2 separate regions of the Homo sapiens genome follow, and region 2 is linked to region 1. Evidence: chromatin contacts called from ENCODE Hi-C or POLR2A ChIA-PET data. All regions are on one chromosome and are shown on one strand. The core of a region is the stretch at or near the end of the contact, and the rest is flanking DNA. Distances in the headings are between cores, read along the strand shown.

Region 1 (5,394 bases), core at 1-2,500:
CCTAGGACCCATTGTGAACCTCAGCGAGCCCACCGCCCATGAGGGGTCCACAGTGACCGTGAGTTGCATGGCTGGGGCTCGAGTCCAGGTCACGCTGGACGGAGTTCCGGCCGCGGCCCCGGGGCAGCCAGCTCAACTTCAGCTAAATGCTACCGAGAGTGACGACGGACGCAGCTTCTTCTGCAGTGCCACTCTCGAGGTGGACGGCGAGTTCTTGCACAGGAACAGTAGCGTCCAGCTGCGAGTCCTGTGTGAGTCGGTCACCCTGACCTTTAATCCCTCCACCCCTGCCCTGGAAAGATTAGACGCTCCTCTGCACCACTGTGCCTCGGGTGTGTTGGGTGTCTGATCACACATGGTGGTTCCACAGATGGTCCCAAAATTGACCGAGCCACATGCCCCCAGCACTTGAAATGGAAAGATAAAACGAGACACGTCCTGCAGTGCCAAGCCAGGGGCAACCCGTACCCCGAGCTGCGGTGTTTGAAGGAAGGCTCCAGCCGGGAGGTGCCGGTGGGGATCCCGTTCTTCGTCAACGTAACACATAATGGTACTTATCAGTGCCAAGCGTCCAGCTCACGAGGCAAATACACCCTGGTCGTGGTGATGGACATTGAGGGTGAGCTAACACGGGGCTGCGGGTCTGGACCGGTAAGCCGGGGGGCGGGGGGGTTGGAGACAGAAGGGACGCATATTGACTTAGCGCTTTCTCTGCACAGCTGGGAGCTCCCACTTTGTCCCCGTCTTCGTGGCGGTGTTACTGACCCTGGGCGTGGTGACTATCGTACTGGCCTTAATGTACGTCTTCAGGGAGCACCAACGGAGCGGCAGTTACCATGTTAGGGAGGAGAGCACCTATCTGCCCCTCACGTCTATGCAGCCGACAGAAGCAATGGGGGAAGAACCGTCCAGAGCTGAGTGACGCTGGGATCCGGGATCAAAGTTGGCGGGGGCTTGGCTGTGCCCTCAGATTCCGCACCAATAAAGCCTTCAAACTCCCTAATCTGTGGTTTGATTCCACCCGCGCTGCAAGTCTCTCCCACCCAGGTGCACATCCACTGAGTAGCGTCGCTGCGACGGAAGGGGGCGGGGCCTGTGGCGCGCAGACGCAGCTTGAACTCTTGAGAGGTGGGCTGGGGCTTAGCCAACGGGGCAAGGGGGGCGGGAAGGAGGTGGGGTTTCTCCCAGCCAATCGACGGGCGCGCCCTCGTTGCCGCTCTATGCCGCTCCGCCCCGGCTCGCTGGTCCCAGAAGGCGCCGGGTTTCCCAAGATGGCGGCGGACGTGTCCGTTACTCACCGGCCCCCGCTGAGCCCTAAGTCTGGGGCCGAAGTCGAAGCCGGCGATGCCGCGGAGCGCCGGGCGCCGGAAGAAGAGCTGCCGCCTCTAGATCCAGAAGAGATCCGGAAACGCCTGGAACACACCGAGCGCCAGTTCCGTAACCGCCGCAAGATACTGATCCGGGGCCTCCCGGGGGACGTGACCAACCAGGTATTGGGGGGGGCGGTGTAGGAGCGTGGCGGGAAATACCACGGTGCGCGTGCGCGGGGGGAACCGGGCGACACCAACGCTGAGGTGCGCGGGGGTCGTTGGCGGGGGCGCCCAAGCACCGGATCCACGCGGGATCGGGAGAGACCAAGAGCGGGACGTGGGGGGGCGATGATGAAAGGGGAAACCGACTGCGAAGTGAGGGAGGGCGTTGCTAGGGGCGACCACAGGCTTGGGCGACACCAAGTGATGGAAGCGGGCGGGGAATGGAAGGGGGCGGACAGCTTTGGTCCTGTTGGGGAATTGTGAATGGGCTGGTACATTGGACCACCAGTTGCCCCCTGCTTGGATGATGCTTTTCTCCACCCACTCTACCACAGGGTGGCGGGACCTCACATCCAGAAGTTTCAGGACTGCGGAGAGTACGCCCCTCCATATCACGCGTTTATTCACTGCTCTCAGAGATAAATCCGGAAGTTAACAGCAGCCCCTGGGTCTCAGCCCCCAAAACCTCAGGATTAATTTGGGAAAATGGGGTCTTCTGCCACCAGCCTACAGACCTACAGGAAGGAAGCGAGGCCTGTGTTCTATGGAGCCCCTCGTGGCTAATCTTCCTGCTAGGAGTGCCCTTCTCATGGGGCCAGCATGGGGCAGCGCTTCCCAATGCTCTTTGGACCCAGGGAAATGGCATCTATACTGCCCTGCCCTATGGCGGTGAAATAGGTTCTCGCTTCCTGCTGCTGAGATTCCCTGCTCTCCGGCCCACCAGCACACCGGGTGGGCACGTGGCTAGTGGAACCCCAGGGATGTTGGGAGGGGCTGAATTTGGGGACAGATCGGGACAGGGATCATTAAGGATGGTCAGGTTTCTTTCTGGGTCTTCCTCTCAGTGTCTGCAGTCTCTCAGCTGGGAACACATTGTCTCTCCTGCAAGATGCACAGTGTGTCTGGTCCCAGCAGGCGCCAGCACTTTGCCTTCAAAGCTGGCTTGAGAGGCTGGGCATGGTGGCTCATCCCTTTAATCCCAGCACTTTGAGAGGCTGAGGCAAGAGGCTGTATTGAGCCCAAGGGTTCGAGACTAGCCTGGGCGGTATAGTGAAACCCTCATCTCTACAAAAAATTTTTAAAAATTAGCCAGGCATGGTGGTGCGTGCCTGTAGTCCCAGCTACGCAGGAGGCTGAGGTGGGAGGATCACTTGAGCCTAGGAGGTTGAGGCTGCAGTGAGCTATGATTGTGCTACTACACTCTAGCCTAGGTGACAGAACAAGACACTATCTCTAAAAAAAAGAAAAATAAATGAGCTGGCTTGGAAGAGGGCAGCTTTATCAGCAGGAGGAAATTGGGAGGCATGTGAACCCACACAACGTGGGGCTTACTAGAAGGTGGGCTCCCCAGTCAGGTACCCATGGGTGGCTGCGCTGCCCAACTGCATGGCCTCCAGCAGATCTCTTCACTTCTCCTAGCCTAAGTTTTCTCATATACAACATGAGTTTGTTAATACTTCACTTACAGAGTTGTTGGAAACAGTGAATCTTGCAAAAGGAGGTTCATGCAGGTTAAATGGCTTCCCTAAAGGCATACTCTTTTTTTTTTTTTTTTTTTTTTTGAGACGGAGTCTCACTCTGTCGCCAGGCTAGAGTGCAGTGGCTTGATGTCTGCTCACTGCAACCTTCACCCCTCGGGTTCAAGCAATTGTCTTGCCTCAGTCTCCCGAGTAGCTAGGACTACAGGTGCACGCCACCACAGCCAGCTGATTTTTGTATTTTTAGTAGAGATGGGGTTTCACCTTCCTGGCCAGGATGGTCTCGATCTCTTGATCTTGTGACCCGCCTGCCTCAGCCTCCAAAGTGCTGGAATTACAGGCGTGAGCCCGGCCTCTTTTTTTTTTTTTTTTTTTGTTGTTGTTATTTTTTTTTTTTTTTTTTTTTTTTTTTGAGACGGAGTCTCGCTCTGTCGCCCAGGCTGGACTGCGGACTGCAGTGGCGCAATCTCGGCTCACTGCAAGCTCTGCTTCCCGGGTTCACGCCATTCTCCTGCCTCAGCCTCCCGAGTAGCTGGGAATACAGGCGCCTGCCACCGCGCCCGGCTAATTTTTTTGTATTTTTAGTAGAGACGGGGTTTCACCTTGTTAGCCAGGATGGTCTCGATCTCCTGACCTCGTGATCCACCCGCCTCGGCCTCCCAAAGTGCTGGGATTACAGGCGTGAGCCACCGCGCCCGGCCTTGTTGTTATTGTTGTTGACAGTGTCTCCCTTTGTCACCCAGGCTGGAGTGCAGTGGCACACTGCAACCTCTGCCTCCTGGGTGCAAGCAGTTCTCCTACCTCAGCCTCCCGAGTAGCTAGGATTACAGGTGTGCGCCACCACTCCTGGCTAATTTTTGTATTTTTAGTAGAGACAAGGTTTCACCATGTTGGCCAGGCTGGTCTCGAACTCCTGACCTCAGGTGATTCACCCGCCTCGGCCTCCCAAAATGCTGGGATTATAAGCGTGAGCCACCCCGCCCAGCCAGCTAAAGGTATACCCTCTAAGAGCATGTTGCCTGGGTAATAGCACAGTCTGCAGCTAGGTTCTGAATCCCATCTCTGCCAGGTATGAGCAGAATGACCTTGACAAAATTACTGCATCGAGCCTCAGTTTCCTCATTGGTAAAATGGGGGGTGGTAATTGACCTGCCTTCATAGCTGGTGGCAGCTATGAAGCGGCACTGGGTTGCCCCCTTCCATCTCCAGTAACTCCCTGTCTTTTGTCTTGTATCTCCACAGGAAGTACATGACCTGCTCAGTGACTATGAGCTCAAATACTGTTTTGTGGACAAATACAAAGGGACAGGTTTGTGGGGCCATGGGGCGGGCCAGGGCAGGGAGTGACCATCCCTGAAGATGGGAGGGCCTGGCTCACTGTCTGCTGCTCTGAGCTTCAGGCCCAGTATTGCCCCCCAGGCCAACATGGCAGGTTGCCCCAATCTGCCTGTCATCCTGTCATCTTGGGACAGCCTTCATGTTCTCCTTGGAGAACACTGGGCATCGGGCTGATTCTCTTCCTACTCCACTCGCTTGGCATTGAGCTAATTCTTGACAACGTTTGGCCGTGGGTTCATTCTCTTCTTACCCCTCTTGCCTCACTCAGCCAGTCACCCCTGCTTGTGTGGTCTTTTTTTTTTTTTTTTTGAGATGGAGTCTTGCTCTGTCGCCAGGCTGGAGTGCAGTGGCGCGAGCTCGGCTCGCTGCAACCTCCGCCTCCTGGGTTCAGCCCATTCCCCTGCTTCAGCCTCCCGAGTAGCTGGGATTACAGGCATGTGCCACCATGCCCGGCTAATTTTTGTATTTTTAGTAGAGACAGGGTTTCTACCTGGGTGGGTCCAGGTTAACCAGGTGAGGAGGTGGGGCTCAGTGTTCCATGCTCAAGAAACAGCAGCTGCAAAGGCCCCTCTGGAGTGTGCCTGGCGTGGTCCGGGTGGCAGCGGTGAGATGGGAGGGGAGGTCAGCGAGCCCGCACAGGCTGCACTGCACCCTGCAGCTAGAAGCCACAAGATGGATGTGGCGTGATCGTTTTGAACAAAGCTTCCTGCGGCCGCTGGGTGGATCGCAAATCTGGGGCAGCACGTGGCAGCAGGGTTCAGGGGCACTGGTGGCCTGGAAAGGTGGCAGGGGTGGGCAGTGTGTAGAGTGGGCCTCTGGAGTCCGGCTGCCTGGGTTCAAGTCCAGGCTCCCCTACTCGGGGCACAGGGGTGCTGCTCTGGGCCCGTTTCCTCTCTGGCAAAATGGTGATTGTGATGATTAAGTTATATCCATTTGAGAGATGAGGAAACTGATACCCCCAAAGCCACCTGGGGCTTGGGGCTTAAATCTGGGCCCCAGTGAGCATGGGCTTAACCACTGCCCTTGGTATCACCCGAGTGACCCAC
Region 2 (5,083 bases), core at 1,776-4,275, 1.2 Mb before region 1:
TCAGCTTTGATGGTGCCGCGGAACTTGCCGTGGGTAGAATCATATTGGAACATGTAGACCATGTAGTTGAGGTCAATGAAGGGGTCATTGAGGTGACAACATCCATTCTGCCAGAGTTAAAAGCAGCTCTGGTGCCCTGGTGACCAGGCACCCAATATGGCCAAATCCATTTACTCCTGTCTTCACTTTCACCACGGTGTCTCGGGGACATGCCTTTTTCACTGCATGAAAAGATGTGGCTGTCTGTCAAATGGGAGGAGCAGAGAGGCTCTGCCTTTTTAATCTTTAAGAAAAAAAATTCAGGCTGGGCATGGTGGCTCACGCCTGTAATCCCAGCACCTTGGGAGGCCAAGGCAGGCGGATCACAAGGTCAGGAGATCCAGACCATCCTTACTAACATGGTGAAACCCCGTCTCTACTAAAAAATACAAAAAATTAGCTGGGCGTGGTGGCGGGCACCTGTAGTCCCAGCTACTTGGGAGGCTGAGGCAGGAGAATGGCGTGAACCCGGGAGGCGGAGCTTGCAGTGAGCCAAGATCGCGCCACTGCACTCCAGCCTGGGTGATGGAGCAAGACTCTGTCTCAAATAATAATAATAATAATAATTTAGATGGGGTCTCACTGTGTCACCCAGGCTTGTCTCAAACTCCTGGGCTCCAGTGATCCACCCACCTCAACCTCCCAAAGTGCTGGGATTACAGGTGTGAGCCACCACACCCGGCCTATTATTATTATTTGAGACAGTCTTGCTCTTGTCGCCCAGGCTGGAGTGCAGTGGCACGATCTTGGCTCACTGCAACCTCTGCTTCCCGGGTTCAAGCGATTCTCCTGCCTCAGCCTCCCGAGTAGCTGGGATTACAGGTGGCTGCCACCACGCCCAGCTAATTTTTTTTGTATTTTTAGTAGAGATGGGGTTTCACCTTGTTGGTCAGGCTGGTCTCAAACACCTGACCTCAGGTGATCCGCCCACCTCAGCCTCCCAAAGTGCTGGGATTACAGGCGTGAGCCACTGCTCCTGGCCCTGTCTTTTAATTTTTAAAGGGTAGGGGGCACCATGACCCATCTTTGCCCACCTAAACCACCTATTCAGCAGCCCATGCCCCGCAGCCCACAGCTGGGGGACATCATGCAAAATCTAAGTCAGATCTGTCCCTCTGATCAGAACCCTCTGTGGCTCCCACCTTACCCAGATAAAAGCCCCCTTCCCTGCAGCCCCCAAGAGCACACGCAACCTGCCCCACCCACACCCTTCTCTGTTCCTTGCCCTTGACCTTGCAGACTCAACCTTCCGGATTCACTTCCCCCTTGCTCACTCTGCTCCAGCCACAAAAGCCAATTTTTGGTTCCTCAAATCAAACTAACTCATGACAGCATTTTGAATTTTGAAGCCTTGGGGCCCCGAAAAAGTCCATCTTTTTTTTTTTTTTTTAAGATCGAGTCTCACTGTGTTGCCCAGGCTGGAGTGCGGTGGTGTGATCTCGACTCACTGCAACCTCTGCCTCCCTGGTTCAAGCAATTCTCCGGCCTCAGCCTCCCAAGTAGCTGGGATTACAGGTGCTCGCTGCCATGCCCAGCTAATTTTTTTGTATTTTAGTAGAGAAAGGGTTTCACCTTGTTGCCTAGGCTGATCTTGAACTCCTGAACTCAGGCAATCTGTCTGCCTCAGCCTCCCAAAGTGCTGGGATTACAGGCGTGAGCCACTGCGCCCGGCCCAAAAATCCATCTTTGTGGGTTCCTTTGTAAATGTGTAGTCAATTTAGAAATTTAGAAACACGGTTTCCCTTAAGCCTTTATTTAGTTACAATCACAACTAACATGTTACTTATACACCTGGCAAAGTGAAACATCAAAAAATTAATTCAGGGCCTGGCCTCAGGCCTGTAATCCCAGCACTTTGGGATGCCAAGGCAGACGGATCACTTGAGGTCAGGAGAATCGCTTGAACCTGGGAGACGGAGGTTGGGACGAGCTGAAGATCACACCACTGCGCTCCAGCTTGGGTGACAGAGTGAGTGAGACTCCATCTCAACAAAAAGAAAAAGAAATATCACTTTAAGAGGTCATTGGATGCATATTTGGGTCCGTTTATAAGTTTAGTGGATTGAAATTAACATTTTACATTTTATAAGTGTGATGCATTTTATTCTATACTCTTTTACTACTATAATAATAATTATTATTATTAATTTTTTTTTTGAGATGGAGTCTCGCTCTGTCACCCAAGCCGGATGGAGTGCAGTGGCGCGATCTTGGCTCACTGCAAGCTCCACCTCCCAGGTTCATGCCATTCTCCTGCCTCAGCCTCCCGAGTAGCTGGGACTACAGGCGCCCACCACCACGCCCAGCTAATTTTTTTGTATTTTTAGTAGAGACGGGGTTTCACCGTGTTAGCCATGTTGCTCTCGATCTCCTGACCTCGTGATCCGCCCGCCTCGGCCTCCCAAAGTGATGGGATTACAGGCGTGAGCCACTGCGCCCGGTCAATTATTATTATTTTTTAGAGACAGTGTATCAGCTCTGTCACCCAGACTGGAGTGCAGTGGTGCAATCATGGCTCACTGCAGCCTCGACCTCCTGAGCAATGCTCCCACCTCAGCCTCCTGAGTAGCTGGGCTACAGGTGCACACAACCACGCCCAGCTAATTTTATTTTTAAGAGATGAGGTCTCTACAAAAAGTGTTGGGATGACAGGTGTGAGCCACTGTGCCAGCTTATTCTTTAATCTTTTAATTTATTATTATTATTTTTTGAGACAGAGTCTTGCTCTACCACCCAGGCTAGAGTGCAATGGTGCGATCTCAGCTCACTGCAACCTCTGCCTCCCGGGTTCAAGCGATTCTCCTGCCTCAGCCTCCTGAGTAGCTGGGACTACAGGCACGTGCCACCACACCCAGGTAATTTTTTGTATTTATAGTAGAGATGGGGTTTCACCATGTTAGCCAGGATGGTCTCGATCTCCTGACCTCTTGATCCACCCGCCTCGGCCTCCCAAAGTGCTGGGATTACAGGCATGAGCCACTGCACCTGGCCTATTCTTTAATCTTTTTAAATGTCTCCACCAAGCAAACACCTTGAGAAGTCCTTATCAGTTATTAAAAATCTACAATGCAAACATACAAATAAAAGGAGAACAGTAAGTTCTCTTAAACATTCTGATACTACTTCTAAACTTAGCCAATAAACTGAGAATGAATGTTAATTTTTTAAATAAACAGGCCAGGGGCAGTGGTTCACACCTGTAATCCCAGCACTTTGAGGGGCTGAGTTGGGAGGATTGCTTGAACTCAGGAGTTCAAGAGCAGCCTGGACAAGGTGACAAATCCCTCTCTCTACAAAAAATACAAAAATTAGCTGGGTGTGGTGGTGTGTGCCTGTAGTCTCAATCCCCAGGAGGCCAAGGGGTGTGGGAGGATCCCCTGAGCCCAGAAGGTCGAGTCTGCAGTGAGCCGTGATCGCATCACTGGTCTCCAGCCTGGGTGACTCTGTTTTAGAAAAAGAAAAAAGAAAGAAAAAAAAAGCTTTCATTAACTGAAGACAGACTGAAAGCAAGAGAAACTGAAAGCAAGATAAATGAGTGGGTGGTTTTCTCAAGCACTGGTAAGTGCTGCAGAGAAAACTACAGCAACAGGAGAGTCAATGATGGGGGCAGGGTGGTGCATTTCAGATAATTTCAGATAAATTATCTTTTTCTTTTTTTTTTTTTTTTTTTGAGACAGAGTCTCACTCTGTCACCCAGGCTAGAGTACAGTGGCACGATCTTGGCTCACTGCAACCTCCGCCTCCCAGGTTCAAGCAATTCTCCTGCCTCGACCTCCTGAGTAGCTGGGACCACAGGTTTGTGCCACCACGCCCAGCTAATTTCTGTATTTTTAGTAGAGATGGGGTTTCACCATGTTGGCCAGGCTGGTCTCGAACTCCTGGCCTCAAGTGATCCACCCGGCTTGGCTTCCCAAAGTGCTGGGATTACAGGCGTGAGCCACCACGCCCAGACTCATTTCAGATAAATTAAAGGAACTTGAACACAATGGGTGACCTCAGTATCTGACTAAGGAAGACCCTTCCAGGCAGGGAGAACAGAAAGTGCCAAGACCCTGAGGCCAGAGTGTATCTGAGACAGTCAAGCAATGCGGAGGAGGTCAGAGGAGCAAGAAACAGGGAAAGCAGGATTGGCAGGAGGAAGGAAGGGAAGGGATTGGGTAGAGACAGCAGCGGAGAACAGGACCTGGATGTATTGGCAACAGGAGGAACTCACTCGTGGGGTTGTTGACATCTGAGATTGACACTGGTGTTGGGAAAATAGGAAAGGGTGGAGGTGGAGGGAGATTCTGAGTCACAGCCTGATCTAGCTCCACAGAAAATCAGCAGAAGAGAGTTCTCCTGGGTGAATGGAGAGAGAAGAGCTTATTCAGCACCCTGGAGGAGACCAGAGAGAGATAGCCAAGAACGCACAGGTTTTATTACATGCTCTGTGCAAGATCAGGTTTATTTTTTTCATTGTGCTCTCTCTCTCTCTCTCTCTCTCTCTCTGAGACAAGAGTCTAGCTGTGTTGCCCAGGCTGAAGGTCAGTGGTGCATTCGTAGCTTATTGCAGCCTCAAACTCCCAGGCTCAAGCGATCCTCCACCTCAGCTTCCTGAGTAGATGGAACCACAGGTGTGCACCACCATGCCTGGCTAATTTTTTTTTTTTTTTTTTTTTTTTTTGTAGCAATGTGGTCTCGCCACGATGCCCAGGCTGTTCCTGAACTCCCGGGCTCAAGCGATCCTCCCACATTGGCTGGGTTTACAGGCCTGAGCCACCATGCTTGGCCAGCTTTTTCAATTTAAAAAATATAGAAAGTGTTAATACAAATTAAAAAGTTATAAAATAGTGCCAATAGTATCCCATTTTTCCGAAGACAAACATAGGCAGAGAAAAATTAATGGATACTGTCTCTCTGGGCAGGGGTATTACTGGCTATTATAATCTTTTTCTTCGTGCATTCCAGAATTTACCAACTTTTCTACAAAGATCATGTAGCACAATAAGATAATAAACATAATTTTGTGTGATCTCAAAATACAGGAAGCATAGAAGCTTCCAAA

Evidence for each region. Hi-C counts contacts between places; a loop is a spot of excess contacts on that map. ChIA-PET counts read pairs that join two places held with the same protein, here RNA polymerase II (POLR2A). Pooled maps may share reads with other maps.
Region 2: a loop to region 1 is called in a pooled map, with 6 times the contacts of the local background. The contact joins the enhancer-like site here to the promoter of RAVER1 in region 1. A Hi-C loop is called at or near these places in 1 of 50 pooled maps. POLR2A ChIA-PET finds 5 or more read pairs at or near these places in 2 of 52 experiments (B cell and GM12878).

The regions. Positions count from the first base shown.
Region 1 is chr19:10,329,385-10,334,778 of GRCh38, reverse strand. It overlaps RAVER1 (ribonucleoprotein, PTB binding 1), which reads left to right and starts at 1,250. Exons shown (of 13, transcript NM_133452.3): 1 at 1,250-1,490; 2 at 4,253-4,319. The coding sequence starts at 1,272. ICAM3 (intercellular adhesion molecule 3) reads left to right here. Exons shown (of 7, transcript NM_002162.5): 5 at 1-251; 6 at 371-619; 7 at 720-1,003. The coding sequence ends at 922. RefSeq lists enhancers at 1-225, 850-989, 1,230-1,449, 940-1,856, 1,857-2,773 and a silencer at 1,622-1,845.
Region 2 is chr19:11,580,358-11,585,440 of GRCh38, reverse strand. It overlaps LOC124904638 (a long non-coding RNA gene), which reads right to left. Exons shown (of 2, transcript XR_007067140.1): 2 at 1,777-2,024. It also overlaps the pseudogene GAPDHP76. Among named protein-coding and RNA genes, the nearest start is that of ACP5, 5.3 kb to the right of the region's middle. RefSeq lists enhancers at 1,347-1,406, 1,417-1,556, 3,458-3,657 and a silencer at 3,157-3,322. Within about 2 kb of position 3,025, at least 3 of the 41 ENCODE cell types and tissues checked have a DNase peak (open chromatin) inside an H3K27ac peak, as active enhancers do.